Linked DNA regions of Mus musculus: regions 2, 3 and 4 are each linked to region 1. Evidence: chromatin loops called from intact Hi-C (ENCODE). Cell type or tissue: heart. All regions are shown on one strand.

Region 1 (8,000 bases):
CAGCCCATGGTTAGACAAGCAGGAACTAAAGTAAGGGGTCCCTCAGCCAGACAGACCTCTAACGAAGTCAGGGCAGGTTCCCACTGCAGTACCTACTACCCCAAATCTCCATCTTAAATGCCCAGCATCATATCATCTTAAATGACCACTGATCCACAGGACTTTACCGTCGTGGTGAGATACAGATGATACATCATGCTCCACAGCTATGATGAAGTTACAAATATAGACAAAACTGGTCCTGGTCTACATAAAACTGACAGGAATGATCTGATCATAAGGTAAACTGAATAAATGGCGTCCGCGCTTGTGTGTGTGTGTGTGTATGTGCGTGCATGTATGTGTACGTGTGTGTATGTGCGTGTGTGTGTGTGTGTGTGTGTGTGTGCGCGCGCGCATGTGAGTGTCTGTCCCAGGAGCAGCACAATGCCTTGCACATGCTGGACAAGCACTATATGACTAAGCCATTTCACCAGCCCAAAGCTTTCTTTTTTTTTTTTCCAATCAGCAAGGCTCACTACCCAGATGAACACAAATTTTAATGGCCTTGTAAGACAAATCATAAATTCCAGATTTGTGTGAGGACCCGAGGATGTGAGCAGGACTTGCTCAGGTACACTGCTAATACCCACAGACAAGCTACTAGAACAAGACAAGGGTCTCTACAAGGGTTTTGGATCCAAGAGAAACCAAAAGGTTCTGCTGCTAAGTCTTGCCTTTCATTTCCCACCTCACAAGACAGCCCAGGTGTGACTACGCCTGCCGACTTCCCACTGATCACAGTGAGAAAGTTCATGGTCCACCTTTATGGCACTGACTAATCAACACAAAATTTCCAACTTGATTCCTTGCAAACACCTAGCGTCTATATGAGTTAAGTGAAGTGGCCAGGGCTGTGGAGAGCAACTCCCTTCCTACCAGAGGCCAGAATCCAACATTTTGAGTCTTGCTTCACCCATTGATTTGTTCTAGACTGCTTGAAAAGAAAACACTCATAAACACTGTAGAGTAGCAAGCTTGCCAGCATGCTGGGCAGTAGTCAACTGACCTGTGAAGTGCATTTATAAGTGGGGACCATGCCTATAACAAAAGGGAATATTATGTGTTCTCCCAATCCTATCTACCTACCTACAACTACCAGACACCTTCAGCTGTCCTCTGCAGAGCTGTGCCCTGGGAAAGAAGCCCTCAAGGGAATCCCAGAATAGGAATGAGTTGGGGGAGAAGGGCCAGGTAGGCATAAGGATGACCAGCTACTGGACAGTTCCCACTGCTCACACACTTTTGGAGGCCTTGGCCTGGCTCTGGAGAAGGACAGCAAGGGGAGAGGGGGAATCCAAGGGGACAGGTAGCCAGCTCACACTGCCCAGACTTGAATTTGGGGGCTGCCACCCCAGCAGTCACATGCATCACGAGGTAGTCATCTGGTTCCACTTAAATGAGAATGGACCCACAGAAATAAGGTGTCTTTTAGTTTGTCTGTACTCAATCCCTCACTACCTTGGGGAAAGCCACCCCTCACCATAGATCCCCGGGCTCAGGGAAAGGTAGTCTTCCAGGCACATCGCCTTCTAAGAACCTGGAAGAAAAGCAAGTGTCTGGAAACCTCATTTAAAGGCAGGCGTTCCGTTTCTGGTTTTGGTCTGCCGGAACAGGGCACACCAAGATCTGAGGTTAGAGTACACTAACTCAGCAGTGCTGGTTGTGAGCAGAGAATTAATTACCACGGGGAAAGGGCCGCCCGGTAAGAGCTTAGCATCACAGGCTCATGGCCAGCTCTATGATGGCGCCAGCATTCCCGAGGCCAGTCCTCCCTCAGATCCAATCTGCTCTTGTCTGCCCCAAGCCCTCTAACTCCCTGCTCTTGCCAGGCAGAAGGGATTTCTGCGGGAGAGAAAGCTCCAACTCCCTTAAAGACCGGTACTGCAGAGCTCAAGAAGCTGCTCTCAATCTTTCAGTCCAAGCACTCCAGCAGGAGTCTTGATGAGGGTTGATTTTGGTCTCTGTGGTTTTCTCAGAAAGTCAGGCACTGTAAGTGTACAAGATAATCATTGATGCCCTGCTTACGCAGATCCGGGCACTGCCCAACATCCACCTTTCTCAGAAAACCCTCTTGACCAAAATCACCCACCGCACGCATTGCCCCATGAGCCCCCTTCACTGGAGTCTGTGCTTCAGACGAGATCGTGTACCTCCCCAGGCCTGCGCAAGCGCCCTGCCCCTGGGATGAGCTACATCAGACCCCCACCGCCGTCCCAGCCCACGTTTTCAGGAGACCCGCATCAGCGCAGCGCGCTATGCAAACCGCTGAATTGGCAACTTGCAGCTGTAAAAAACTGGCTCTGCAAAGAGAGGGGGCCGGCCGCTGTGCCTGGCGCGTTCTCAGTGTCCAAAGTAGCTACGACTCCTCAGGCACCCCGCCCGCGCACACTTGTGACTTGTGCTTCTTTCCATACGTCACACTTCAGTTAAAACAACAGCAAAAAGTCCTCCGCTGTCACTGCTGATGGGGACGAGAGAGAAGTGTCACAGGAACCCTGTGCCCTGCTGCCAAGGGCGGCTTGACCTTCACCAAGCGGGCTCAGGGCTCTACCCTACTGCATTTGGCCGCAGACAGGTGTCGACCCCATCTCTTTGCCCCAAAGATACGGTCTGCAGCCGATACGGGTCTCGTTTGGACCCCACGCTCTCCACGCCACAGCTGTCCCTCTAGATGAGCACAATCCCAACCCTTTCCCAAGAATCAGAAATCCCAACCGTTGGGAGGACCAAACATGCAGCCTATGGAGCCCAGGAAACCCACTAGGGCAGTATTACGCGCGCGGAGAGTGGGCGTCTTCCGAGCTGGGACCCAGATGCCACCAACTCTTTTGTTCTGAAACCAGAGCTAGGGCGGGGGTCACCGGACTTGGCCAGCATAGCTGTCCCTACCCCGCAAGCTCTGCCACTCGCTGCCGAGGGCTCCGGTCCAGGTCCAGGGAGTCCACGCTGGAATCACCCGCAAGACTCACCTCCCCTTCCAGCTGCACAGGTCGCTGGAGTACTGAGCGCTCGCGCCGCCCAGCAGCAGTAGTAGCAGCAACAGCAGCGGTGGCGGCGGGGGCGGACCCGGCCCAGGGCCCGGGGACCGAGGCCACTGCTGCCCCGCGCGCCTCCGGGCCGCCCACACCGCACCCCGCATGCTCCGGCCGGGTCTGCGTCCGGTGCGTGCCTGCACCCACAGAATAGGCTCTTGAGGCAGAGCGATGGGAGGCGTGGGTCCGCGTGCGAACTGATCACGTCGCGCGTCTATAGCCCATCCCGGCTCGCCCCTAGCCGCCCACCACAGGAGCCGCCCAAGCTGCAACTAGAGAAGCGCGCCGGCTGCCCCTAGAACCTCTGAGCTGGCAAGTTCCCGGACCGTGGTCTGGCTCAGCTGGGGGGCGGAACCGTGAAGCCACCCCGCCCTCGGCCGAGCTCCGCCCCCGCCTGGCCTTCGGCCCGGGCCAGCAGTTCCGCCCCGTGCGCCAGCTCACAGATCTGTGTCCTGCCAGCTCTAGCCTGGAACGCCCTGGTGTCACGCCGCAGATACTCAGTGGGCAGCATCTCGCCGCACAGGACAAGGGAAAGTGCAGCTCGGAGTGGGACAAACGACTTTGCAAAGAACGGGAACAAGGTCAGGGAGGAGGGCTGGGGCTGGGACGAAGAAGCTGTAGGGATGGGGATGGAAGAGTTTGGGCCTGGGGGAACTGCACTATTATGCACGAAGTGAAGAAATCTGAGCTCCTTCCAGCAGCTAGACACCATCTTTTAGACAGCCTGAGTGGCCTCCAGTGCACAAGGACTATTGTGATGCTCACAACTCAAGAGCGGTGGCTTCTTGGGGTTCCTGGCACCCTCTCTTTCTGTTCCCCAGCTCAAAATTTGCCTTGGGAGGGAGGAGAGAGAGAGAGAGAGAGAGAATATCAGAGAGAGACTGAGACTCTGCCATTAGTAAGCACTGGCAGCTTCTACGAGGTTATTCGAGACTCTGGAACATCCATCCCATAGAAAGGCCTCAGGTGTGCAATCAGTCCCCAGGCCACACTTTCAAGTGTCCTGTGGTCTCTTGTTTAATATTCACTTTGTCATCTTGAAGCTGAGGTTTTAGGCTGGATGCTTCTTTACAGTGAAACCTACCTTGGGCAGTGTGGAGCTTTATCGTCATTTCATCTTGGGACCCATTCTATACTTCAATAGTATCTCCCATCCCGAGTTTGACAGATCCAATTGTCTCCAAATATCCTTCCAACAGAAACAAAAAAATAACCATCTGAGAGCCCAGTCTGGCCATGAAGGGGCGTCGCATGGAGATCATGGTGATCCTAACATCTAGTGGGGGAGCTACACAGGAGCAGGGCAGAAATAGGGAGGTGGAGGGACACATTCTCTGGCCTGGAGCTTGATTTAAAAAACAAACAAACAAACAAACAAAACAGGGAGAAGGTGATGAGGCAATCTTTCTTCACTTCAAAGCCCCAAACAGTATCAAATGATGGACGAAACTGGCCTGGATAGGTCAGGAGGAAACAAGGGATTCCAGAGTACCCTCTATGCATGAGGAAAGGCCTAGAAATGCAGTTTATTTATTAGGTGGCAACCATACTGAGAGTAAGAGGGACAAATTTATGTCTTCAAGAGGAAGAGCCAGCACCACCTGTGGCTTTGAGGCCACTAAACAGCTGAGGAAAGGAGAAGGTCTGGGGATCTGGAAAAGACATCTGAAGTTTAAGAATCAGTGTAAAACAGTCGTACAGCTGAGCAGGTCTTTCTACTCAACTAAAACCCAGAACTGGAACCCTGCCTCGAATATAAAGTGATGTCACCTTGAAATTCAAGGCCCTGTTTGATGCTCCAGGGACATACCTGTGCATTGAGAGCTTGAAGGTCTACTCCACCAACGCCAAGGCCCTTAGAGTATACACCTTGTCCCTATCACTGCAGGGTTCCAGTGCACAGACATTATATGAGCCAGGTGATAACCCCAAGCAGGTGAGGAAAGGAACCTGCCAATTGCACACTGTAAACTCTGGCTACTTTCTATATAGTAATCCCTTTTACTAGGGACTCTGTAGAGATGAATACACAATTTGCATGTAGCCAATCATGTCTCATCCATCTTGGAAGGCCTATATGGCTCATCACAGTTCAGATCGTAGCATGAAAGCAAGTAGGAGTGCTATCCGGTGCAGATGTTAAGAGCTAATGACCTACAGTCACTAACAGAGGGCTCAGGTTGACTAAAGCTGGTTCTGTCCCAGGGAATGGTAGAGGCTCATGTGCATTTGTCAAAAAAACAATGGAACACAAGATTGAACTGGAATCTATACTTTGCCCTTTAGTTTATGACATACAAATACTAGCTCATTATTACTGCACATATATTAAGACAAGATGCTAATGACAGTGGGAGGAAGGAGTAGATATCGGAGATGTCTCTATTTTCTTTTCAGTTTTTGTAAACCTTTAAAAATCCAATAAAAAAATTTACAACAAGGTAAGGGTGAATATTTGTCTGTCAGGGTTCTTGCAAGAATCCCATATGACATCGAGGAGGTTGTCTCTGCCTTCCAGGACCCAGATCCTCCTGTAGGATCACTGAAGCAGTTATCTCCTTGTTCTCATCCCCCTGATCCATTACCTAGCGTAGGTTGGGGACAGGGCAGCAGACCTGGTTTTCAGAGCTGTCGCTGGGTTAACTACATTCTGCTGGCTTGTGAAGTTTTGTGCTGTAGAGATCCTCATAGACTCCTGATACCTGTGCTGACCCCTGTCCTGCAACATCTGCAGAAAAGATATCCCCCAACAGGCAGGACTCCTGGGGGCAGGAGAATGATGTAGGCCAAGGCTGTTAGGTTGCCTACGAACCACTGTCCAGTACTCTTAGATCCTAGTAGGTTAACCATGGACTCATGGGGGCCTGGACAGTCTCTCAGAGGTTTCCCAGAGGCCCTTTGGGAAGTTCTGTAAGGAAAGAGTCTGATATGTGTTGTTCCATGATAAGTGGGAAGGGGCCACTTCTCAGGTAACATTTTATAGGCTAAACCCAAGAAGGGCTCCAGCATCTCCCTCCTGACCTACAGTGGGGAGGATTGGCCCCTCCGTGGTCCTTGCATCACTGGTACAGAGTTTGATACAAATATCTGTGATAAATTCCAAGTACAGCCCCAGGGTGGAGCATGTGTAGCTAGTCAGATGTGAGGCTGAGAAGGCATATGGCCTCACAGATCTGAGGACCAGGATAACAAGTACAAGATCAGCTATGTATGTCTGGCCCCAGAGATTTTCTGCCACACAGTGTGAGCTACTACATTTCATGGGACGCAGCAATAGAAAGAAGATGCTGGGGGCAGACTCTGTGGAGCTATTCATCTCTCAATCCTTTTAAACTTTAAAATGTAAATAGGTCCTTGTGAGTGATAGGCTATGTAGCATAGATACTAATACCATATTCTGGTTTCCACAATCTATGGTGTTAGGGCCCAGTTTTAAACCTCAGTTACTTCCAAAGTAGGATGGCTTTAACTCCCAGAGTGAGACAGGGTTCCCAGTGTCAACATGTACCTCATTCTTCGATGGGAGCTGGTAATTGGAGACTCTCAGAGACAAGATTCAGCTCTCTCCTTTAATGGAAGGCACATTAGTGGGAATTCTGTTTCCCCATAGTAATGGGACTTTGTGCCACAGACACAACTTAACAAACTGCCAGTAGTGATAGCTTTTGCCAAATCTTGAGATTTCCAGTGTTTATCAATGATGATTCTGTTGCACAAAATGACTATCATTAAAGAATCATCTGAGAAAAAAATCTGCCTTCTTTCAGCATGTGAAGGTTTTGAAGGTAGCGGCCATGCCCTGCTTTGGCCCTTGGTGCTAATCTGAGAACACTGCCCTACTCAACCCCAACCCCCAAGTCATCTGTCACCCCAGTATCCTCCTCTGAGTTACTCTGTTGACCTTCTGGCAAGGACATAATTATAATAATTGTGGTCAAATGATGCACAGAGAGCCAACGCTTGTAATTTAACATTTAGCAACTGCACTGAGTAACCTGTAATTACGACATGAAACAGCCTAGAGGCCTCAACTCAGCAACCTTCACCTAGCTCCCCCTAACCTAATTTGCTAGCAGGTTTGCTGTCTATGAGTCAGAGAAAAGTGGGAGAAAGGGAGTCTTGGCTGGCTCGACCTTCCTCAGGTCCAGAGAGCAAGGGGCTCAAGGTCCACAGCCACAGATTCAAGTTCAGGCATACTGGCCAATGTATAACCTAAAGTGTGTAAACACAGGGCACCTAAGTGTGGGCAGCAGTGTGGTGCCTGGACGATCACAGCCTAAGGGGCAGAAAGATGTAGTTACCCCACCAGTGGGCACTTGACTCTTGAGGAAGCTCTCAAGGGAGAAGGGGTGGCCATAGGAGGGGTTCAGCTACATCAGAATTCATACATGAGAATGACAGCTGACGTATAAGCAGATCTTAGTTGTTAAGTCATGTGACCACGGAGGCCCAGGCAAAGAAACCTATGATAGAATACCAAGCCATCAGCACGCACCTTTAATCCAGGTACTTGGAAGGCAGAGGCAGGTGGATCTCTGAGTTCAAGGCCAGCCTGGTCCACAGAATGAGTTCCAGGACAGCCAGGGCTACACAGAGAAACTCTGTGTCATACAAAACAAAAAAATCAACCCATACATCTAGCCTATCATTGTTTCTGGCCTGGAAATACTGACCTATATCAAAAGCTGCCTATGAAATTAGGGGACAGATAGTTCTGCCTGGGTCAGGAGAAGATGTCGAGGAGCTGAGGACCAGGGTGAGAACTGAGGGCCAAGAGATATTTATGTGCTCCTGGTACTGTAGTAGCTGAGAGAGAAAAGGTTTGAAAAATAAACTCAGAGAACAGGATGGAATGTAGTGAGGTCACTATATGACCGTGGCCATAATCTAGGGTGTGGCTGAGTGTCCCACCAGTCAGAAGGTCTA
Region 2 (8,000 bases), 100 kb before region 1:
GTGCAGAGATCAAATTCAAGTTGTCAGGTTCGGCACTAAGTATGCGTCCTTACCCACTGAGCCATCTCCTAGCACGGCTTCCTCCTCCCTTCTGCTCATTCTTCAGATACACCCCAGCCTGGCAGGAAGCTTGGGTGCCATTAAGAATTCCCATGAGATATTAGGGGGAAAACAACACCTGAAGGGGCTCCTGGAGCCAGAGGCTTGCTGACAACTTAGATAAAGTATCCTCCCCATCTCAGATTCAATTGTAAACTATTCTGCCCAAAAGTTCACTCCAAGGAAGACCCAGTCCTTTGGAAGCCCCTTATGAAGAAAAAGGAGCCACCTATTTGTCTGTTGCTTCCTAAGAGTCTTCATGAGGATGATGGAGGTGGTTTGGAGCCTGTAGCTTAGTGTTTGCAGAGCAAGTGCTGGTATGTACTTCAGAGGCTTTCCAAGGACTGTAAGTAAAAATGGACTGGACAAAAAGTTGGCCCAGAATATGTCAAACAAGGCAGAGAAGAGTCCTAGACCTGATCAGTGCTGAGATGGTGCCTCCCTCCCTCCCTTCCTCAAAGCCCCTCTGTCCTGTGACCTTACACCCCAGGACTGCAGTGTCATCCTACTGACCTAGAAATGCTGACCTCCAAATGGCTCAGACTCAGCAGAAAATTTTCAGTGGAAACCATATGAACATCTTTCCTGGAGTCCAAAGGTGATGCATCACAAGAAAGACCCCAACTTCCCTCCACCCATCCGGTCCCTCAGAGGTCGGCCATGCTCAGGGTGCATTATAGTCCCTATAACCAAGATTCAAATGCTACAGTTGATCTTGTGTTCCTAGCTAGGGCTTTCTGCTTCTTGGGATCTGACAGGGTACTTGGGCTGGCATTGGGAGGTAGGACATTAAGACACCCAGTAATCTCATTCAGGAGAATCTTGAGGGCTTTCTGAAGTGGAGGTGAAATATTTATACCAGTTAAACCATCTGGCTTCAGTGATCAACTCAGTTTTCAGTTTTCTTCCCTTCTCAAAGGTAGAGTTGAGACTAACCTTCTAAGGAAGGCTTGGTCTTTTCAGACAGACCTATCCTAAGCTTTCAAGAGTCCAAGACCCAAATGACCACTTAATTAGTATCTAAAAGATACTAGTCACTGTAGAGTTCAAGAACTGTGAATTGTGATATGCCAAGAACCAGAAACAAAAATCAAACATATGTTTATCTTGTCTCTAAGCAAAGAGGTATATACTGTGGAGGCTAAGGTGAAGAGACAATGCTTAGGCAGGCTGAAGGAGAGTGGAGTAAGGATCTAGGAGTGGCAGGGAGATCCACAGAGCAGAATAAAGAAGAGCAGAGGATGAGGGAGTGGGTAGGAGGGACCACAGTGGGTAGAACTACAGATCAGGAAAAATGCAGAGGTGGCTAGGGAAGTGAGTGGTAGGTGGATCCACAAAACAAAATAAATAAAAAAATGCCGAGGACCTCATCCTAATAAATCTCTTAATCTCACCTAAGTAATAGGGACAATAATGCCCATCCCACAGCTTTGTTAGGAAGATGCATAACAAAGTCTCTGGCACAAAGAATGGATGGGGGAACCATTACCAAGCCTAGGCTCCACTGAGCCCACGCTTCCAGCTCCAACCATGCTGGTTCAGCCCTCACACTACCAACTACAGAGCTGGGACCTGCCCTTAGGCTATGCTCTGAATTTACTTAGCCATGGCCTATGCAAACCTGCTGGTGCCTAAAGCCAGGTTAGAGACATTTGAAGAGAATGAAGAAAGCAGCCTTCTGGTGTTATCTAGTTGTATGTGGACATGAGCATGGATGGGCTCGTGTATAGTCAAATGTATGGGACAGTCCTGTCTGAGCATGCACATACAGGTGTATATGCATGGGTGTGCATGTATAGAGGCTATATGAGTAAATGAATGCATGTGTACCTGGGGGCAGGCTCATGGTGCTCCTGGTCCAGGTAAGCAAGCAATCCTTCTTCTGAAAAATACCAGCCAAGCAGAGGGTCTGAAGCCTTGGTTCTTCTGACAATCAGAATCTAAAGCTCACTCAGGGCACAGAGTCCATGAGCTTCTAGGAATCTGCAAAAAAAAAAAAAAAAAAAAAAAAAAAAACAAAATAAAAAATTGAACCTAGAGAAAAATAACTTCCACTGGCTCAAAATATAAAAGAACATTGATTTTGATCTCTATTATCACACCAAGATTTTGTTTGGGGGATTCACTATAAAGTATGCATTCCTAGAAGCCCCTCCAGTTTACGAACTCTTCACATCAGCACTTATCCAGCCGAAAGAACCAGGAAAGAAGGGTCAGTCCAGGGTGAGCAATCTCCAGCCCCAGCCTACCGCAGCAGCGGCTGGTAGTTCTGCATGTCCTCTTAGGGACATCACTGCCGTTTTTCTAACACCTCACAGTCAAGCTAGTTTTCTAGCAAACTGGCTGTCTGGGCTCTTTGCTGACCCTTCCACCCCATCCTAGCAATGGAAACCTGAAGTCAGAGAGTTCTAAGGGCCCTCAGGCTTCAGGTAGATGAATGAGCCGTCTCTGCCCACAGAACCCAAACCCAGTAGAAGCCACAAGCTCACTTTCCTCTGAACATATGGTAACCTAGTAGTCTGAGCTTCTAAGGTCTCAGCACCCATTTTCCTAAGCTAATACAAACCAAGCAAGCTTCTGACACAGTCAGAAAATGTGCCAGCAGCCTTGGGTGACTGTATAGGACATTGTGAAACATCGGTGACCACACAGGCTTTGCTTCTTCAGAAGTTAAACAGAAGCCAGACCATAGATTGGCCATGCTGTACATGATACCCACAACTTCCCAGGTAAGGGGGAGCATGGGCCCAGAGGAAGCTTGAAGGCTGTGGAGTATCCACACACACATATGTGCCCCCCTCTTCCCAGACCAGCTCTGGTTAGTCTGAATCCAGGAAGCAACCCCAGCCTTCAAAAGGTATGGAAGCCACAATGTTAGGTGCTTCCTTGGGCCAGGGTATAAGGTAAGGTGAAGAACTTCCAAACAGCCAAGAAAGAGCCCCAAACCCATGGACTGTCCACATCTTCCTGTGACTGATTCATGTGTTTCCCGTGACAGCCGCAGCAACATCACATCCGTTCTGAGGACTATTTTTAACTGACTTATGTATTTCTTATATGAGGAAGGTATCAGCTCATTTCTGCAAGACTTCTGCAATGTGTTCATGTCAGCAGTATTGACACCAGGATGGAGCCAGTCGGGCCTTCAAAAATCATGCAAAATTTATGAACTTAGAAGTGTGAGTCAGGCTTGCAGGCCACTCATTTTGAAAAAGGAAACTCAGTTGTCAGGTCTTTCTGATTAATAAACACATCCATCTTGAGAGAGAATGCACTGTTTCTTTAAAACCTTTCAGAGATGCCATGGAAGAGAGTTTATGGATGGATACTGGCTCTACCCACTAACAGTTGATGATCTTGTATAGGTAGGCAGGGCTTCTGAACAAGAAAGGAACTAAGATTTAACTTTCTGGGCCCTAGAAAGGTTCCTTGAGGCCTGAATATCTTGAGGGCACATCTCCCTTTCAAACAAATGTGCACTCAGGCCTGCATGAACATCCAGGTCCAAGTCAAGCCTGGGGGACTTGTAGAGATTGTCTGTCAGTGCCCTGGGTAGCAGTGGCCTGGGAGCATCAGGACTGTCCCACTGACCTGATCAGTGGTGCCTGTCCTCTTAACACCAACTCTAAGCCAGCTCCAGACAGACTCCCTTCTCTTCTCTGGTCTCCATGCATGCTCTCAGCAGGAGGCTGCCTACCCAGCCTTTGAACAATTAGCAGACAGCTACAACAAGCTAGGGGAAGAGGACTAAGGAGACCCAGAGGCTCAAAGATGCCTCCTAAAGCTTTGTAAAGTCGAGTTTGGGATTGTGCAAGTTCAGGCAGCCCCGATAGGCCTGAATGAGAGCAAGAAAAAGTGCTACAGAGCAGCAGTCCAACTAGAGGAGAGTCTAGAAGGGTGTCCCTCAATGCCTAGCCAGCAAGGAAGACCATCATGTGCCTCCAGAGCCCAGTGGTAGTCACAGGACTAGAAAGGCCTGTGGAGTAAACACAGTTTCATCCTCATCTGGGTGGTGTTATATATTATAGAATAACAAGGAGCATTGTGGACTCTGCTTAGCAAATGAGAAAGCTGAGACACTGGGCTACACATCTCCAAACCTGCTCCTAGAGCCCCCCAGCAAGCATGGTAGTTTCCATCTTAGAAGCCCCAGGCTGGCCAGAGTCTGAGTCTCTTAAAACCCTTGGCAGCCTGAGGTTTATCTCTATCCCAGGACACTAGGATGGAAGGGCCATGGTGGAAGAGGGACTAAACTAAGTTCTATGTTGTTCTCACCAAGTTTCCTAGAGGCTTTGAGAAATCAGTTTCTCTCCTTGCTTTCCTCTCTGTGGGAAGAAGTAAGATGGCAAACCTAGTAAATGGTTGGAGGCAGGACCTGAGCCTGCTGATAGTCACCAAAGCTGAGACACCGGAAGGGTTCACCAGAGGGTATTGTTTTCTTCGGTACAACCATGTTCTTGGAGAAGAAGGAACTAGAGGCTCAGCCACCAGCCAGCACCCAGCCTTAATGCAGGCTGGACTCCAGCCCAGGAAGTTGGCCCCAGTCTCTCCAGCCCTCTAGGCTATAATTTGTGTCCTCCAGGGCTCAAGATAGCTAAGGTTTAATGTGGAAAAAATGGTTCCACTCTGTCTCACCCCATACCCCAAAATAAACTTAGATTAGGGACAAAAAGCATAATTATAAAAGTTTTGGAAGAAAAACACTAAATGAAGTCTTTGCCCTCTCAGGAGAGCAGGCAAGAGGCAAATTCCAAAGCCTATAGGAAACAACTGACTAATTTGGCTTTATAAAAATTTTTTTAAAAAAAGTACTTTTGTGTGGGGAAAAAATAGCACCATTAGAAAGGTAAATTGGCAACATCAGCAATGTAAACACAAAGTCTTGATACTCATTGTACACAGAGAGCTACCACAGATCAACAGAAAGAAGCAGACTCCCGACAGAAACAGTGAAGGATAAACATGCAGGACATTAGAATGGATAGGAAAAAATATAAGACTTCCCTATTCAACATAACAAAACTTGAAAAACATTTAAGGACAAAAGGCTGAAATGGATACAAATGGCCGTGGAGAAGCAAATTGGAGCCTCCTCAGGGTCTGAAGATCACACCAGTTCTATAGAATGACACCCGTGCAGAGGCTGTGTGACATGAAGACCTGAAAAGCACTTTCCTTTCCAGAGAAACCAGGGCCTTGGGGGACTTGGTGAGGAGGGTAGTGGTAGTATATGATACAGGGGTGCCATCTTAGACTGCAGGTCCTTGTCTGACTGCCCTAGGAGATGTGGACAGAGAGTTTGGTGAGGCGACCTTCCCTAAACTTCAAGGAGTCCTATCAGCCTACTGGAGACACAGGCTGGTGACTGGGCCTGGGATGCTGTATGGCTGCAGCACTTTTCAAGAAGCAGTTGCCCACACCCCATCCAACTCACTTCTAATGTTTCAGGGTCTCCCACCGCATCCATTCCAGGCTAGACCCCCACACCCAAGACTCTCTTCCCTTTGGGGGTCAGCCTTCCTATACAGCAGTGTCATCTCTCCCTTCCCTTTCTGCACCCAGTGAGCTGAGGGTGGTGGTATATGCAACACATTGGAATGAGTAGGGGTAGTTTATGCCTTCCGGAGAGTTCCTGCCTCTAACTTTTTTTTCCCAGCATAATATTTTCATTGATTCTTTGGGAATTCCACATCATACACTCCAATCACCTTTGTTTCTTAGTCCTTCCCTGTCCTCCCCTCACCCTTGTTACCACCTCCCCAGGGAAAAAATTATATATACATACATACATACATACATGTGTGCATACATGCATGCATGCATGCATACATACATACATACATTCACTGGGGCATGGCCAAACTCTCAGGGACTTGTCCCCAAATAAAACTGTCTTTCCCCCTACCCACCACCATTGGAAGTCATTTGACACCCCAGTATCCTATCACAGTTTTTAAGAGTTCTCTCTGATGGCTTTCTGTCTAGGCTGTTACTGTTGGGGCTGGGGGGATAGAGGTGTGGGTTCTCACAGAAGTCTTCTTTGTTCATCTTTCTCACAACTGTGTGTCTGAAGTCATAGATATCATGGAGGAAGTAGTTTATTTCCTCTTTATGAACACTGGGAGCATAGACTAAGGGCTTCCATGCAGTTTCTGGCATCAGCGCAGACTTTGAGCAGAGCTCCCAGTTACAGTAGGACCATGGACTAGATAAGACACCTACAATGAAGCTGGAATCACAGACATCAACATGGCTTCTAGCTACAGCATAAACCACAGACATCTGTGGGATACTCAATGTCAACACTGGCCACGGACATCAATGCCAACCCACCGCAAAGGACCACAAGCCCAAACTTGGCCCTCACAAGCCCAAACATCACCATGGACCCAGGTGGCAGCACAGGCTACCCACATTCATGCCCCACCCCCAACATCAACATGGCTTCAGGCTGCAGCATAGATCACAGATACTCCTGTAGCCTTTGGTGGTAGCATGTGCCACTGACATCAATATAGACCCAGACATGGCCCTCAGTAGCAGTCCAGACCAGGTCACCACTATCATCTCAGGTGGCAATGCAGGCCACTCACATCAGTATAGGGCATCATGACCTATGGACATGAACACGAATTCAGGCCACAGCACAACCCATGAACATCTGCATGTAGTCAGGTGACAACATGATTAGCAGACATCAACCTAGACCTAGTCTACATTAGGGCCACTGACACCCATGCATGGACAGCCCTTAGCATCACAGAACACAGGAGTGCTTCAGGGAGGTCTAATCTAGAAAGTAGATCATTCGTCTCAGGTGACCCAGTGTCCAGGCTGCTTGTTTGGGGTCTGGATCTGTGTCTGTTTAAGCTCCAAGCTCACCAGTTCAGCCTCTTTACAGTACATGCTCCACTCCACACCTCCATCACCCATTCTTTCCTCACTACGATGCAGCCAGGTAGCTGGCTTCTGGCTTCTGGCTTCTGCTAGGGTGGGCACCTGCCCTAATTTCGTTTGTGACATGAACCAATAATTTGATACAGATGTCTGTGAAAAATCACAGCTGGATACATGGGGTGGATGGTGGTTGGCCACAAAGGGCTCCTATCTTAAGAACCAGGAATAAAGACTGAAGGGTCTGTCCCTGGGGATCAACCTGGACCATTCCAGGCTCTCAGGGACTACAGGGAGTACACGCTGGAGCCAACATCTGTGCTGTGGCATCTCAATAGAAGGAGAAAGGAGTGGTTTGGGGACAAGTCTCGCTCACATTAAAGCTATCTCCCAGCTTGGGGCTACTGTTCTTCCTCACTATACCACAAGTTACTGCAAATTTCCACTGCCAAGGAGGAACCTGGGCTCATCTGATTGCACCATGACATTGGGTCATCCTCCTCTCCCTCCCCAGTTCCCACCTGAGCTTAGAGCACTTCAGGAAGTCTCCTCACGTATATCTGTATACCTCAGAGCACCTGCCTACCACACCCACCAGCAGTTGCAGGCCAAGGTTTGGGCACAGAGGACCAAGGATCACATAGAAGCCTTGGCACTGAGCCCGCCAATGGAAGCTGTACCCTCCTGTGCCCAGTCTTCACTTACCCTGTTCTGTTTTCTTACAAAGCATTCTTTCACACTCCTCAAACAAGACATGATTTACTGACATGTGTTTGCTTGTTCTCTGCAGAGTTTCCCAGTAGTGAACAGCAAGGGTGTCCAGCTCTACCACCTCAGAACTGAACAGCATAAGGCATTCACTCACTGGAGTGTCCTAAGAGAAGCCAGCCCTGAATCCCAGAGTGTCCAAAGGCAGATAGGATCCAAACTTGGCCTCAAATTTAAAGCCTGAAAGTTAAAGAACAAATACTACTTGGTGAAATGTCGACAGAGCACGTGTCTTACCC
Region 3 (8,000 bases), 49 kb after region 1:
CAGGGCCACCTCATTACCTTCTAGTGTATCATTATGATTCTTGCTATTTTAAAGGTATTTTCTTTGAAAGATATCTTAAAAGATAGTTAATACTTCCGTTTTGAAATTTTTGATGTTGAGTCAAGGTTTTTGTTTCTCTTTCCCTTTAAATGATTAAATGATTTGCCTCATAGTCTTTCTTCTCACTGTAATAAGTCAGGGACTTTAAGGTCTAGACTTGAAAAGAATGCTCCTCATACAGTACTTAAGATTAGAACAGGGGAGCCGGGCGTGGTGGCGCACACCTTTAATCCCAGCACTCGGGAGGCAGAGGCAGGTGAATTTCTGAGTTTGAGGCCAGCCTGGTCTACAGAGTGAGTTCCAGGACAGCCAGGGCTACAGAGAAATCCTGTCTTGAAAAAAAAAAAAAAAAGATTAGAACAGGGGGTGGTCTGGTCATTCTTAGTGACAGATGGGTCCTCTCTGGCTAGGACTTCTTTTTAATAAAAAGAAATTTAATTTTTTAATACTTGTTTAATTTCCAGTGTGCGTGGGTATGAGTGTGAGGTCACACGTGTGTAGGTCAGACGATAACCTGAGGGGTCGATTCTCTTTCTGCCGGGTGGGTTCTGGAATCACACTCAGAGCCTCACATTGGTGGCAGAGGTGCTCACACTTACTAAGCCATCTCAGCCAGCTGGGTAGAGCTGGTAAGTTGATTACTTGCTTCCAGGATTGGCTGTGTTTGAAGCCATCTGTGATACTTTAAAACCCCAGGCGCCTAAGCCCTGCCTAGGACAGAGTCTGTCTGTCTGCAACTCTGTTTCAGCACTGGAAGTGGTGGAAGCATCCCAGGGGTTCTGAGGTGAATTTAGGGTTGAAAGCCACTGCCCTGACGTTTTAGGAGTAGCATACTGCCTTAGTCAGGTTTCCACTGCAGTGATAAACACCATTAACAAAAGCGTCCTGGGTAGGATAGGGTTTGTTTCACCTTACAGTATCTAGTCCCTCAATAAGGGAGTCAGGGCAGGAACTCAAAGCAGGAGTCTCCTAGAGGCAGACATAGAAGCAGAGACCGTTGAGAACCACTGCTTATCTGTTTGTAAGTCCTGGCTCATTTGGTTTGCCTTCTTATATACCCCAATACCAACTTCCTTACACCCCACAACCACCTGACAAGGCTTGGTGCCACCTCCAGTGGGCTGGGCTCTATCAGTCATCTGCCAAGAAAATGCCCCACAGGCCAACCTGATAGAGGCATTTTCTCAGTTGAGGTTCCCATTCCTCAGATCTAGCTTAAGTTGAGTGTCAAGCCAGCACAGAGACCCTGTTCCCATTTTTAACAGTGTCCAGACCGGGCAGTCTGTGTAGTTCCAGTGTATTTCAAGGGCAGCAGGCAGCAGGTAAGGGTTCCCTCTCGAGGACTCGTTGTGACAGCTGCTGCTGCTGCTAACTCCCTGAGCCTGGGCTCTTAACAGCTTCCTGTGAGATCTTGGGTAGAGTTGTGTGGGTGAGAGGTGGAGGAAGGAGGTGAGTGTATCTGGCGTGACTTGATGGCTCTCAGGAAGAGGAAGGGGAGGAAGAGGAAGAGGAGGAAGAGGCAAGCCTTGGTGTTACCAGACCTGCTGCTACACAGCCACCCTCCCTTCCTGCTGTTCATCTTTGCTGCTAATGTTGCATCTGGATGGCTGTTTTAAGGAGCATGGATGGTAGAGGACCTGTGCTCCTCAGGTCCCTTAGTGATCCTGCTCCGCCCCCTTTCTCCTCACTTCGTGATTCATCCATCCTGCCACCCCCTTGTTGCTTGTGATCCTTCCTTCCTGCCTGCCTTCCTTTCAGTCTTGTCTGTCATCATCCCCCAATATCCAGACACCAATCTAGGTAACATAGAATACTGGGTCTCAGTGTCTTAAGGACCTTGGACATAGTTTCTCTCTCTCTCTCTAGAAATTCATTTATTTTATGTATATGAGTACACTGATACTCTCTTCAGATATTACAGATGGTTGTTCCATGTGGTTGCTGGAATTGAACTCAGGACCTCTGGAAGAGCACTCGGTGCTCTTAACTGCTGAGCCATCTCTCCAGCCCTTGTCTGCTTTCTCAAAGTAGCTTATGCCTCACCCACTCCCAATCTGAAAGCCTGCTGTGCTGATGTTACACAGCCGTCTGTGGTCTCCTGCTAATGTTTCGTTTATCTTGTGTTTGTTGTTCTGGGTGAAGTACAGGGTAGATGTTGGAAGCTGAAGTCAGCACTGTTGGGCTGCTAAGACTCAGCTGAACCTGGTCTGTCAAGATCAACCCTAAGAAACGTTGCCTCGGGAGCGCTGTCTGAGGAAGCAGAAGAGTAGTCAAAACACAACTTAATAAAACATGGCTAAAGACATGGCTCTGTCAGTTAAGTGTTTGCCTACCAAGCGTGAAGACCCAAGTTTAATTCCCAGAATATGTGTCCAAAGGGCTGGGTGTGGTAGCATATTTGGAGAAAGGCCAAGCCCTTGGGATGGCTAGCCAGGCCTGCTTAGGGAGAACCAGGCTCATGAGAGACCCGTCTCAGAAAAGAAGACAGACAGCAGCGTCTGAGGAGTGAGACCCAGGAATAGCAACCTTCTCCCATCTTGTGCATCTGGAAAATGTTAATATCTTCTGGAAACGATTTCCCAGTTCCATTGTCTTTACGTTGAAATACAAAACTACATGGGTTCCTAAACAGTGTATGTTTCAATTCTGAAATGTGAATTTGAAACTAAATGTTCTTTGATATTTTTAGTTAAGAGGGATTTTGCAGCTTCTGTCATCGAATAAAAAAGGCGTTTTGCTAACCGATATTTATTGTCTCCACTTTAAAGACAGATTTCATCTTTTATAAAACCTGAATTGCTTGTCACTGAGTCATATCATGACTGAATGCATTCTGTCTGTGACAAGGACAGTATATAAAACTAAGGACCCCAGGTGGAGTGCCGGGAGATGACATCACCTCATTGTCCATGGGAAGTGAATGAGAATTCATGGCAATCAGGAGTAAGGCGCAGTGGAGTTTAGCTGGTTCTTTGGAAAGACGCGTTTTCCTGTAATATATTAAATAGGACATGTTACCTTCGTCATTAGATAACATAAATTCAAGCATTTTGTTTTTAGGAATGCTGGGTTATTTGTAGTGGGTTAAGACTCACTTTTTAAAACTAACCATATAACAACAGAAATAGATTTTGTCGTGTGGCTTTTTGCAAAGGCAGTGTGAACCACACAGCCTACTGCTCCTCTCCAGGAGTGAGGAATGTTAGTATCTCCATGGAGCTAGGTTTTTCCTGTTGGAACCATAGCAACCGACTACCCTCACAAAAGGACTGGCCTCCCCAAACATGGAGCCCCCGCACAAACATTGACTTTCTTCAAGGCAGTAATATTAGAGCAAATCCCTTGTCTTTGCCAAACACAAGATTCATTGTGAGAAACTTCCAGCATCCTCAGTGGGCTAGGACCCCCTTCATTACAGATTCGTGGATTCAGTCTCTCTCTTAAAATCTGACTTTCCATAAGCAACGTTTGTAACAGAATTCTGTTAATTTTAGCGTGCTTATGAAGAAGGACTTGTTGTTTTTGTTGGTGAGGTTCTGAGGAGGGGTTTATTCTCATGCTTGCCTTGCTCTGCAGGGATGGCCCTGGGGTTTCCTGGTGGTTGCAGATCTGTCTCAGGGTAGGAGGTATCACATTGTTGCAGATCTATCTCAGGGTAGGAGGTATCACATGACCTTTCTTGGTCATCTCCTCCTTTGCTTTTGTTTATGCTAATGGTTTTTCAAAATCTGGCCTTTGTTAACTGGTTTGGACTGGCCAAGTTCTAGAGATTAGTGCTGGAAATTAAACTGCTACTTCTTACGAACCTGGCAGGAGGATCAGGTTTGGGGTGGATCTTAGGAGCATGAGCAAATAGGGCAGCCTCGCATTGTCTTGTGTCTTGCTTTTCTGTTTTCAGTCATAGCATTGCTCCTCCTGCCCCCTGGTGTCTCTGTCTTCCCCAAGTGCGCCCCCCCCCCTCGTGATTGTGTGTGTGTGTGTGTGTGTGTGTGTGTGTGTGTGTGTGTATTCTCACATTTGGCTGGTTCCCTCAGGACTGACAACTTTCCTAAGCCGGTCTCAACTTCAAATACCAAAGAGATTTATTGTTTCAACTCTGTTCACATCCATTTTGCTTTGTGTGATTTTCTCAGTGGCATCAAGACTGTAACTCTCTGGTGATGTGATTCAGGTGTTGGTCGGCTCTCTTCCAGGAAGAATTCACCCTCCTTCAAGCCGCATTAGCGCCCTCTTCTGGTCTGAATGCCCTTGAATGGATCTGCCTTGGGCACCCCTGCTGAGCTTGTGTCACATTTTGCACAGTGCCCCAAATATCCAAGCCTCTGTAATTCTCCTGACCATAGGGCGAAGCTCAGCCCTCTTAGCCCAACAGTCGGCTCCTGTGGAGGAAGTCTGCACCCAGGGTTCTGCAGGCACTGTTGCTTTTACACAGTTCCCTTTGTAATCCTCTGGGGTGATTTTTGACTTTTAAGTTCTTCTGCTTTCTCAGTGCCACTCATTGCGTTGCCACTATGGGGGCATTGGTTTGTTTGTTTTGTTGGTTTATGTATTTATTTATTTTTTTACAACTTGCTAGTAGTATCTTTGAAGGAAATGATTTTGTAAAATACTTTAATATGTCCCCTGGGGATAAGGCATCCCAGTCCCTGAAGCCAAGGCCAGGCTGGATTCTTCATCCAGGACAACCACTTTCCCAGCCCTTTAGCCCAGAAGGACCTCTTTGCTTGAGTTCTGTGTCCCCTGCATGCAGTCTGCTTCTTTGGGTCTGATTCCTGTGCTCCATCCTACAGTAAGGGTCTGCTTCATCGCTGTGTGAAACCCTGGGCTGGTTCACTGTCAAGTAAGTCATTCCGTTTGTTTTCGTAGTTTTGTTTTTCCTTCAGTTTAGGCTGCCCCAGCTCTGGACTTTTGCGATGACTAATCATGACTAAAAGTTCTCTTGGGTCTGTGTTGAGCAATGAATGCTTGACCTGGGTTGGGTGTGCACACACCCAGATGTGGCAGACATTGTCAGTCACCTCGCACTGGTCAGCTAGCCTTCCATGAAGTATTCAGATTGAACATTTACTGACCAGTCATATACAAGTATGCTTTGTACTGCACCCACTTAAGCAGACTTTTGCACTCTCCTCTTTATTTTAATATAGTCCCAGATGCCTTATCCTAGGCGTTCTCTAATATCATCACTGAACATGGACGTTGCTTTCTATTTAACTCCCTTTTATTCCTTCAGCGTTGTCCCTGAGGTTTGGGTGGCCGTGTGGATTGACCTCGGCCTTCTTGGGGTGTTAAAGCACACTGAGCTTCATGCTGCCGAACGCTGAGTTCTAAAAGAATTGTCTTCTCTTTTTCTAACAGTTGGATATTCTAAAAACCAAGCCGTCGCACAGAGCACAGGGTCTTACCTTTGCTTTTTGGATTCAGTAAGTAGCTCTCTGTTTTGTTGATAGTGGCTTTGCATATATTTTCCAAACAATGATTGGGAATTTTAGTAGGGTTCTTAAAAATACGTTTTTAAATATGTTGGAATGAATCTCAAAAGTCAAGTTGAATAGGTTGTTGCTAGCATCTAATTAGCAATAAGTAACATCATATAAAGTGTAAAAGAGGACCACAGGGGATATATAAATAAGCAAAATGCTAGCAAATATGATGCTTCAGGGATTAAGAAATGGAAATGGACAGCTCCAGGTCATGACAGCTAGAGCAAACTTTGAAGCAGATTCATAGGCAAAGCTAAGGAGAGGATGGGTAGGTGACAGGTAGACTTAGACAGAAATTCAATCAACGTTATATCAAAATTTGAATTTGTGACCAAACAAATTAAATTAGCAAAATACTTCCACAAAGCAAGTTAAGTATTTTCTTACTGTTTTTTTTTTTTTTTTTTTTTTTTTTTTGCTTTGTTTTGCTTTTGAGATGGGGTTTTCTGTATAGCCCTGGCTGTTCTGATACTCTCTTTGTAGACCAGGCTGGCCTCGAACTCAAAGAGATCCACCTGCTCCTGCCCCCTGAGTGCTGGGATTAAAGGTGCTCAGCACCATGTTGACAGCGTGAGTGTGCCTTATGTGTGACTCAGCACCACACTGACAGCGTGAGTGTGCCTTATGCTGTGGCCTTGACTCCTAGTTGTCACCCCTTGGTGTCTCAGGGAAAGACTTGTATGCAGATTTGCCTCAGGTTGTTTATTATGACAGAAACGAGAAGCTGGTTACCGTGTGCTGGCTGAGTACTGGCGAAGAGCCCCGGCAGACCGTCAGAGAACGGTCACTTTTATGGGATGCTCAGGAGTAGGACACTTGGTTGTGACGGATGAACAGACTCTGTACAGACTGTGCTGTCCTTGAAAGTTCTCGTGGAATAAAGCAAAGCAAAGGGTCTGTCTTAGACAATACAGCTTTTATGTACCTGAATTACTTCATAGGTTGGGCTCCTGGCTTCTTAGAAACATGCACACCAGGGCTTATGGAAATGGTAGCCATTGGCCTATGCAGCTGTTACAATTTTGTTCATTTCCAGTTGCTGATTCCAGGTACACGGAGGTGGGAGAATGCATAGACCAGGAGATGAAGCCTCCCTCCCATGCTCGGGACAAGAGGAGAACTGACCCACAGCGTTGCCTTGGGAGGTCTGACATTTTCAAGTCAGAGTCCTGCATAATGTTGTATTTACTGAATTTCAATAGCACATTTGTCAGTAACTTACTGAGGACAGATGTGGCCAGCTGGATGTGGAAGTGTGTCTGTCACATACCGTGTGTGAGTTTTGCATTTGACCTATCCATTTTAGTGTGAGGTTATTTATCAAACAGCTTTGGTATTAGCCGTGTAGAACGCACTCAGCTCTAGGAAGCAGCTGAGGAAGGTCAGGCGTTGGCGCAGTGCAGGCTATCTGGCAGGATAGGCCGTCTGTGGGCGGCTGCTCTGCTCTGCTTAACCTAAGTTCTGGCTCCACCTTCAGGCGCTAGCTATTCCCCTAAGCTGGAAACAGAACAAGCTGCTCACGCAGAGATTGTGTATAGCTGGCTCTGGAAGATCATGAGATACATGGGAGTGGGAAGCAGGAATGGGACCAGAGGCTTGTATCTCTCGGGAGGGAACTACAACATTTCCTGTAAGACTGTCTATAGTTTAGGTGGGCTTACCTTGTTTTAAAGTGGAAGTTATAACAGTCAGACTGTGGTCTTAAAATGGGTCCCAGTAAGCAAATCTCCCTCCACTAAGACAAGGCCCTATCACTTTAAGCTTCCACTAATTCCTTGCCATACTGTAGTGGTTATTCCTTGTTGTCAACTTGACTATATTTGGAATGAACTACAATCCAGAATTGGAAGGCTCACCAGTGACCCTTATCTGGAGGCTTGGAGATCCTTATCTGGATCTTGGTTTGAAGATCTTGAGCCACAGTGGCTATGTATTCCAGAAGATTGAATCTCAGAGTTTAAGGAACACACCTTTAATCTGGGCTACACCTTTCATCTGGGATTAAAGGTGTGGTGGAACACACCTTTAATCTGGGCTACACCTTCTGCTGGAGACAATATAAGGACATTGGAAGAAGGGAGTCTAGCTCTTGCTCTTGCTCCTTCGCCTGCTTGCTGCGTGAGACTGAGTAACTGCTAGATCCTTGGACTTCCATTCACAGCTGTGACTGAACCATTGTTGGGAATTGGGCTGCCGACTGTAAGTCATCAATAAATTCCTTTACTATCTAGAGACTATCCATAGTTCTGTGACTCTAGAGAACCCTGTCTAATACACATACCCAACTGGGAACCTTTGACACATGGGCAGTAGGGAGATACTTTCATTTTAAGATAGAGTGCCCAGAAAATGTCAGAGGCGATTTGAGGGGCTGCTGCTAAAGATGAGGCTGATCACCAACAACCAGACCGAGAGGAGGCGTATACAGCTTTCAGCTCCAGCTGCCAGGGCTGGAAA
Region 4 (8,000 bases), 90 kb before region 1:
GAAAAGCAGGAGGCCAGAACAGAGGCAACTCGGGATCTAGATGGTCTTTCTAGATCAGGGTAAGGTGACCTGCAATGCCCGAGTTTCATATTTTCATCATCGTAGGGAAAATGGGACTCCAATCTGGCTTCAACTTGACTAAAAATAATAAAGTAAAATGCTACACTTATATGTCTGGCCTATTGGAGATGTGAAGTGAGATTTAAGTTTGCTTTGATGTGTGCTCAGGGAACCAGTACGTAAGAAGTGAAGCAGCTCACTCTAACACTCTACAAAGGTAGACAGAAGAGGAAGCAGGGAAGCACTGAGCATGTAACCGAAAGCAATCTGAGTGCAGAGAAGTATCAAGCCGAAAGCCAGTACAGCTCACCTCGGGGAACCCATTGATGCCTATGTGTCTCAGTCCCTGCACAATCTTGGGAACAGCTGAACTGTACCAACAAACAGGTGGGACCCTGCTGCTTAACTTGAGCCAAAGTGTATAGCATCCATCATCAGCTTTGCAAACAGCTTCCAGGGCTGTGAGCAAAACAATCCCAACCTTATTTTCCACAAGCACCAACAGATGTTTAAAATTGGGGAGGAATCTCTAGACTAAAACATTTCTCAGGCAGGGCCTCTGGAATAGCTCCAGGGAGCTGCACGCCCATAGCTTGTGCTGTTGTTCTAAGCCGCCCTTCACACATCAGGAATGTCAAACAGAGCTGACCTCAGCACCCTGAGAGCCCCACTCCAAACAGAGCCCTGGGCTGTGCTCTCCAGCAGCAGGCAGATCTGGAGTGTTTGTCTAGTTTAAAACAAGCTAGTTGGATGGTGTATTACTTCTCCAACCAAATACTATTGACGCTGCATGCACAACCATCTCTACTGCTCCTGAACTGCATGCATCGCTCAAGCCTGCTCAGCACATTTAGCAAGTGGAAAAGAGATGATTGTTTCTCATTTCACTGAAAAATTAGAAGGAATCAAAAAAAAAAAAAAAAAAAGATTTCCATGTGTTTCCTCCAGGCATCTCCTGATCCCTAGCCAACTCTGTGAACACACCCAGACTAGAACTTCCTTAATTCAGGAGCTTGACAGTGATCCTCCTCCAAGCTGGGTCCCTCCACACCAGTCAGGTCAATGGGGTCACCATACAAAGCCTGCAGGCTTGGCCACTGACTGTCTCTGCCCTTTACTAGGAACAGTCAAGAAGATAGTATTGTCATCTTCACATATCCTACACTTTTCTTAATCCTTTCCCGGAGACGTTATCTTCTCCATTACACACACACACAATTTTTTTTAGCTGGGCTCATAAGTGGCCTACCAGTTGCCATCTGGGCATCAAATCTTAGTGTTCTTTCAGCTTATCAGCGACATCCCACACAGGGTATCATGCCCTATGGAAAATGAGTTCTTCCTTAACTTCATTTCCAGGCCTATTCTTTAGCTGTTCTCGTCACCATGGCCCTGTATTATTTTCTTACTTCTGCTAAAACAAGCCATTGAAAAGTTAGTGGCTTCAAACAACTTTCAAAAAACTGTATGTGATCTCATGGTTTTGAATAACAGAACTCCAAAAACAGCTTCTCTGGGAAAAAAAAAAAATCAGGATTTAGCAAGATCACCCTCTTCCTAAAAAGATCCAAGTGAAACCTTAATTCTGGACTTTCCCAGCTGCCCATGCTTCATGATCCCTCCCTCCCTTTCCAAGCCAATCTCACCCCTCCGACCTCCGCTTCTGTCCTTACATCTACTCTGGTGCTAATAGTATTGTTCCCTTTTTTAAAGATGTTGTAACTCTTTCAGAACTATCTCATCATCTTTTCTCATTTTCATCTGCAAAACCTCTTTTGACATATAGCACAGCATAGTGACAGCTTTGGGGACTAGGATGTTGGTTTCTTTGGAGATAATTGTTATGCTGATCACAACCCGGTCTCCAAAATTTTATACATAAAATTCATTCACATAATCCCAGCATCTATAGAAATCTAACCCATTAATATTAAGTTCAAGTTTACAAAAGTCTAAATATAAACCAGTTTTAAACTCCCAAACTTCAGCAGTCTGGAACACAGGCCTATAATCCCAACACTTGGGATTTTGAGATCAAGGTCAGCCTGGGCTACATAATCAACAAATAAACTATGAAGTGTATAAATTACTACATAAATATCCTAAGTCTCATCATCCCAGTCAGGAGTAATTGAGGCTCTAGGTGTAGTCTATCCAGATGTACAATATTCTCCATTCATGAGCCCATGAGGGACAGTTACTTGCTCCAGTATGACAATGTGGCAGATGCATGTCAACATCCCCATCAAGAACCAAAAAATTAAGAGAAAAGAGATACCCATGAGAGTCTAGATGCAGCAGGTGTTTGAGAATTCCTATCTTATTTTCTTTCATGGCTAGACATAGAAATTTGGACTCCTTACTCTCCAAGAAGGTCCTCTTGACTCCCTAGCTCCAACAAGTCTCCAATATCCCCACCCAACATACGCAGGTTCAATTTCCAGTACCCACATGGCAACTCACAGCTATCTGTAACTCCAGTTCCATGGGATCTGACACCTTCATATGCAGGCAAAACACCAATGAACATAAAATAAAATAAAATAAAATAACCAAGCATACACTCTCCCAGCTGTAAGGAAAGGTCAGAACTTTGGGGCTCCTTGATCAAAACAGAAAAGAGGCCTGTTTCCTTGATACTGGATGGTGGGACATTCTAACTGTCTCTGTAAAGAGGGTTAGGCTGGGCCAAGCATGTGGACACGGAGCCCTGAGGGCCTGCTTCTCTGAGGATAAGCACGCCAAATGAGGCAAATTCTATTTTTGCTACTTTTCTCTAACAGTCTCTTATGTGTCAGTTTGTTCAGGCCTCACCACTACTTCTCCAGCTCCCATCTTTTGCTTATGGTCTGTCTCAGAGCAATGCATGGGTGCTGGTAGCAGGATGGATTCTGCCAGAGTCAAATTAACTAGACACTAAACCTGAGTTTATCCACTTGTTAAATGGGTATCAAAGACCTACCACATGAGCTTTCCTAGTAAACATTATATCACACAAATAACCATAAACTGACTAAAAACTACAGAAACATATTCTCTAATAGTCCAGGAGGGCAAAGGGGAAATACCAAGGTAGGAAGGCTCTTTCCTGTCTCTCCCAGTTTCTGACGGCTCCAAGTGTCCCTTGGCTAGTGTTTGCCCAATGTAATCCTATCAGATGAGACAATACATACAAGGAGCCATGCAGGATGTTCAGTCCTCTGCCTTTCCAGATGAAGTGTGGGTAATGGCCAAGAGGTGGTGCCTATCAATCCTACAACTAGCTCTTATCTGGACAAGATGATCTTCATTTCAGCTGCAGCTCAAAGAAAGCTAATGAGAGGCTATAGGTCATAGGTCATGTAAGGAGTAGCCTAGCTGGCCTTGGCTGGAGATCTGTCCTCTCTACAAGAGAGAGCAGGATGCTTATCCTATTTTTACCTTGCCTTAATCCTTCAGCCACCCCATAGCAGAAGATTGTTTTCCTCCCATCCTCAGTACCACAGATGGCCATGAAACCTGGTGTAAATATTGGAATGTGGTCAACAGAACAAGGAATTGTTCTGAGCAAAGGTTTCAGAGGCAAAACACATCCTGCTAACCCTCTTGCAGTTTCTGTCTGGAACTTGCCCTATCATGCTTCTGCATCTTCCACAGGATCTTAGAAAGAGGGATGAGGAGTGACTCTAATATGAGATGTTGCGGCAGAAGCGGAAATTCAGAGAAGTCCTAACCCAGTGGGATCAGCAGGGCAGTTAGTGTACAGCACTGTTGTAGCAATAGCTGAAAAGGATCTGGGGCCCAAAGCAGGGAAACGGCAAATTGTGTTATGTAATTTTTGTTTTGTTTTGTCTTAAATCACAAAAGTGCCTCCAATAACCTAGAAAACAGGAAATGTACCTAATGTAGCCCTGGCTTTGCAAAGAGCTTTCCAAACAAAACATCACCAGAATGAATTAGTTGTTTCTACTGTGCTCAGTAACATACCTTGAAGGGGAAAAAGTTAATCCACAAAAGAATAAGCAAATTGGCAGAAGAACTGAGAGAAAATATAGGAGTCCCAGAAGTATAGCTTTTGTGAGACAAAAAACTGTGATTGTTTCTTCAGCTGATAATTGTGGAATATTCAATCTAGGGCCTTCAACTAGAAAAGGCTTCCAGAATGTAAGAGAGTTATCAGGGATGTTTCTGCAATATTGTCAGAGTCAATTCAGGGGCAGAGAGACAGAGACAGACAGAGACAGAGAAAGGCAGAGAGGCAGGCAGGCAGAAAGACAGACAGACAGACACAACTCTCAAAGAGCAAGGTCAAGGAGTGAACACTTTGCAATCATAGGGATTTCTGCTTTGAGGGGCTTATCTCAGTGTTTTCAGTAGCTGGAACAGCCCAGGGCAGCAGCTTTGTCTGCCATCCTGTTATGAAGGAAGGGAGTGTGACTGACACAGACAATAACAAAAGTGAGCCAAGAAAGAACAGGACACCCAAGAGGCTAAATCATGGCTGATGACACCACTACCCTGCCCTGAGCTAACCTTCATGGTATCTGAGCCTCTGCCAACATGCATTTGATTTCAGACCAAACCAGCCAGGTCACCCAAATCAGGATTAGCTCTGGTCCTGGGCCCAAACCCTTACCCTTGTCAGGAGACTTGCATAGCCTCCGCCCCCAGGACCCTGCCAAAAACCTGCCAGTGCAGATGTTTGTGAGGCTGCTCCAGTGCGCCAGGGTTACACTGGGAAGGGAGGTACTTTTTGAAGCTGTGGTCACTGTGTTTGGTGTACAGAACATGACAGCAAGGAGGAGAAGTTCTGGGATTTAGAGCCAGACTTGGTCCAAATCCTGGCTGTTTTGTCATAATCATGTGGCTCTGAGCAAGTTGTTTATGCTCTTCGAGTCTCAACATCCATTTGTGCGAATCAAAAATACCACTACCACCAACTGTGGAATGTGATAGAAAAAGCGAAAGATACTCCTCATCGGGCAGGCTGCCTGTGATGATCAGTGTTAATTGTCAACTTGGCAGAATCTAGAATCATCTGGGAGATGGGACTCTGGGTGTGCCGTGGAGGAATTATATTGATTATATTAATTCGTTTGGGGAGACTCATCTCAGCTGTGGGTGGGACCGTTCCCCGGGGAAGGCATTTGGACTATATAAAATGGAAAATGGAAACCAAATGTGCATTCATTGCTCTCTTATGACTGTAAACATAACTTGCCATCTTCAAGTTCCTCTTCATTGGTGTCCCTGCCATGATACCTTGAACTGTGAGCTAAAGTAAGCCGTTTATCTCTTCAGGTGCTCTTGTCAGGGTGTCATGGCAACAGGAAAAACTTAAAAGACAACAATAGTATGTTCCTTAATCATCTCATGAATGGAGTCAGTACAAGATGAGGAGATCTGTGACCCTGGCAGCATTGTAAAGGGCCTGAAGCCAGTACCCACAGAATCTGTGCCCATAAATGTATATTAGGCATGGATGAAAAAAATGTCATCAACATTTCTGGCCAGAACCATACAACAAGGCAAGATCCAAACATGGCCTTGGTATCACAAGATTCAATTCATCTTCTTAGGAAAACAAAAAGGCAATGCAAAGCCGGCAGTCCCAGGAGTGACTAAAAGAGGAAGCAACGCCCCAGCAACCAAGCCATGGAGATGTGTACAGAAGCAGAGAGGAGCCAGTGCCTGGGAAGGTGCTGGAGGGTACCACTTGTGCTGCCTCCAGAAGAGAATGGCAGCATTACATCTGTGAGAAGAAACCCCAATACAGCTTTTCTTGAGCATCAGCCGTTGCATAGCCTCTACCATGGTATGCTTCTGCTTGACAACAAAAACCAAGGTTGGTTCTGATGTCAGTAACAAACATTTTTCATATTTTTAGCCTGTGCAGCTTCTCTCAGCTCTGCTTCTCATAACTGATACAGAAGACAACTCTGAGCCACTCTTCTGAAGTGCCACAAATTCAAAGGAGAGTAAGACCGAGGTCAGAACCACTTTCTCCCTCTTTCCTGCCTTCAGCGTCACTTTCTAAAACAGTGCAAGGACTTCTTTTTGGACCTTGGACTTTCTTGGAGATCCAGAAACTGGAGCCTTCAACACGGAGGTTTGTCTGGCCCTGACTTGAGGAAGTTTCATTATTCCTTTTCTATGGATGGAGCCAGACTTCAAAGAGACCACCTGTCCAGATGCTCCCTGCTCCAAGATCATTTCACCTGAGGACCCAAGCCATCTTCCAAGGCTTTCTAGCATGCTCCACAAATTTGCTTAGGGTAAACTTATCCCTTCCAAACTGACTAGGAACCTACAGGCTCTGTGAATTCCAGCCTAATGTCATTTTCACCATCAACAATAATGCTGGCCAGGACCATCCTCCTCCCTTGGAAACCTAAAGCTCTCTCTTAACCTTAAACCGGTGCTGTTCCAGGCAGCCATGTCCTGTCTAGCTCTTTGTACCCATGCTGTCTCTAGAAGCTTCCCACCAGACATCACAGCTCCTCTGGCAGGGATTCTGGTCTTACTGCTGTTTTAATTTGAATTTCACTGAGAACACCATGGTTGAGGAACCACATGCACACTGCCTGTTTGTCTCAGTTACTCATCTTTCCCTTGAAGATGCTTATATATATACATACATACATAGACAAGGAATGACTTGTATATCCTAAACATTAAACTGATGAGGCTTAGAGGTTGGAAATATCCTGCCCTACGTGCCACATATAATTAAAGTTGTGAAAGGGCTTCTACATCACTTTTGTAGTCACAGTGAATAAACAAAGTAAATGCCTTCACTAGGCCCCACCCAGTTTTCAGAAAAATAAACTTGGGTTCAGAGATACTGCTTCCCTGGACACTCTCGGACAGAGGTAAGAAGCAAACTCAAGACACACATTCCGACTTGTGGAATTTGTGCTATGATGGTACTCTTCAAGACTTAACTCTGTGAAACCTTGATAAATGGTGGTTCCCTGAGTTCACACATATTAAATCTGAATTTAGGATTGTGAAAGGAAGGATATTCTGTTTTATTAAAATTTGCCTTATAAAGTCAAATTCAGAGGGGAAGTATTTTAAGGTTTTGCTCAATCTCATGTAATCATCTATACCAGGAGTCTCTCTTTTTTTCCATTCTATTACTACAGCCTGAACTGCTTGCCCAGAACACCTGAGGTCACCTTAAGGCCTATGCCACAGTACACACCCCTCCTATATCTTCCTGTGGAGTTTGGAAATATGGCATCAAGGAGACCCAGGCCCTGCTTTGTCTTGCAGAAACTATATGTAAAAAACAAATGAACAAACAAACAAACAAACACTGGGAGGGCTTGGAGAGAGATCTCAGCTAGTAAAGCACTTGCCGGGCAAGCATGAGAACCTGAGTTTAATTCCCAGTACTGGTGTGAAAATCCAGTTATGGAACTGTGCACCTAAAAATCCTACCACAGGTATCTTGGTAATTTTCTGGTTAGTCAATTTACTAGGGTCCAGGTTCAATGAGAGACACTGTCTCAAAAATAAATAAAGTGTAGAACAAATTGAAGACATGTCCTTGACCTCTGGTTTCCATGTATATACATGCACACATATGTCCACACATGTACACACACATGAACATATGTGGGGAACCTAGAGTTCAAATCCAGTCTTTACTAGCAGTGAATAACTGGGGATGAGGAAACATAGGATATCCAACTCACCACCCAGCTGAAAGCTACCATACACATGGTAGGGTCCTTCTGGACATCTGCCAACTGCCTGAGAATCCCTCTGGATCAGACAGCTTGGAGAAAGACTCTACCTATCTGATCTGCATATGTGAGTAAAATCTCACAGTCAAAGCCAGCCACCCTAGTTTCTCCAAATCATGGATCTTAAAGGGATAGTCACACCACCACCTACTGTGAACATCACCTGAGCCCAACCATGAGTGCACAGAGGTTATGTGAGACACTCAT

Evidence for each region. Hi-C counts contacts between places; a loop is a spot of excess contacts. Peaks named below come from ENCODE experiments on the same cell type or tissue, not always from the same donor. Only the 100,000 strongest peaks of a DNase experiment are listed, where the experiment ranks them.
Region 2: it touches region 1 in a loop (2.6-fold over the local background); 10 of 42 quality-filtered maps call a loop at or near these places.
Region 3: a loop joins it to region 1, with 3 times the contacts of the local background. A loop is called at or near these places in 10 of 42 quality-filtered maps.
Region 4: it touches region 1 in a loop (3-fold over the local background); 10 of 42 quality-filtered maps call a loop at or near these places.

The regions. Positions count from the first base shown.
Region 1 is chr11:121,697,807-121,705,806 of GRCm38, reverse strand. Metrnl (meteorin, glial cell differentiation regulator-like) reads right to left here and starts at 3,380. Exons shown (of 4, transcript NM_144797.3): 1 at 3,012-3,380. The coding sequence starts at 3,181. In heart, no CTCF peak of the experiment used is centred here; DNase peaks (open chromatin) are centred at 2,446 and 3,486; H3K4me3 peaks cover 2,347 bases; H3K27ac peaks cover 1,622 bases; H3K27me3 peaks cover 1,779 bases.
Region 2 is chr11:121,799,574-121,807,573 of GRCm38, reverse strand. It overlaps Gm12589 (a long non-coding RNA gene), which reads right to left. Exons shown (of 3, transcript XR_389241.2): 2 at 1,930-2,082. Among named protein-coding and RNA genes, the nearest start is that of Gm30338, 8.6 kb to the right of the region's middle. In heart, no CTCF peak of the experiment used is centred here; DNase peaks (open chromatin) are centred at 3,133 and 4,603; H3K27me3 peaks cover 353 bases.
Region 3 is chr11:121,649,092-121,657,091 of GRCm38, reverse strand. B3gntl1 (UDP-GlcNAc:betaGal beta-1,3-N-acetylglucosaminyltransferase-like 1) reads left to right here. Exons shown (of 13, transcript NM_178664.5): 4 at 5,419-5,483. Among named protein-coding and RNA genes, the nearest start is that of B3gntl1, 20 kb to the left of the region's middle. In heart, CTCF peaks have their summits at 4,295 (motif pointing left) and 7,019 (motif pointing left); DNase peaks (open chromatin) are centred at 4,311, 4,951 and 6,961.
Region 4 is chr11:121,787,466-121,795,465 of GRCm38, reverse strand. All of the region lies in intron 1 of Gm12589 (a long non-coding RNA gene), which reads right to left. Gm30338 (a long non-coding RNA gene) reads right to left here and starts at 536. Exons shown (of 3, transcript XR_389244.3): 1 at 371-536. In heart, no CTCF peak of the experiment used is centred here; DNase peaks (open chromatin) are centred at 685, 1,085 and 4,615.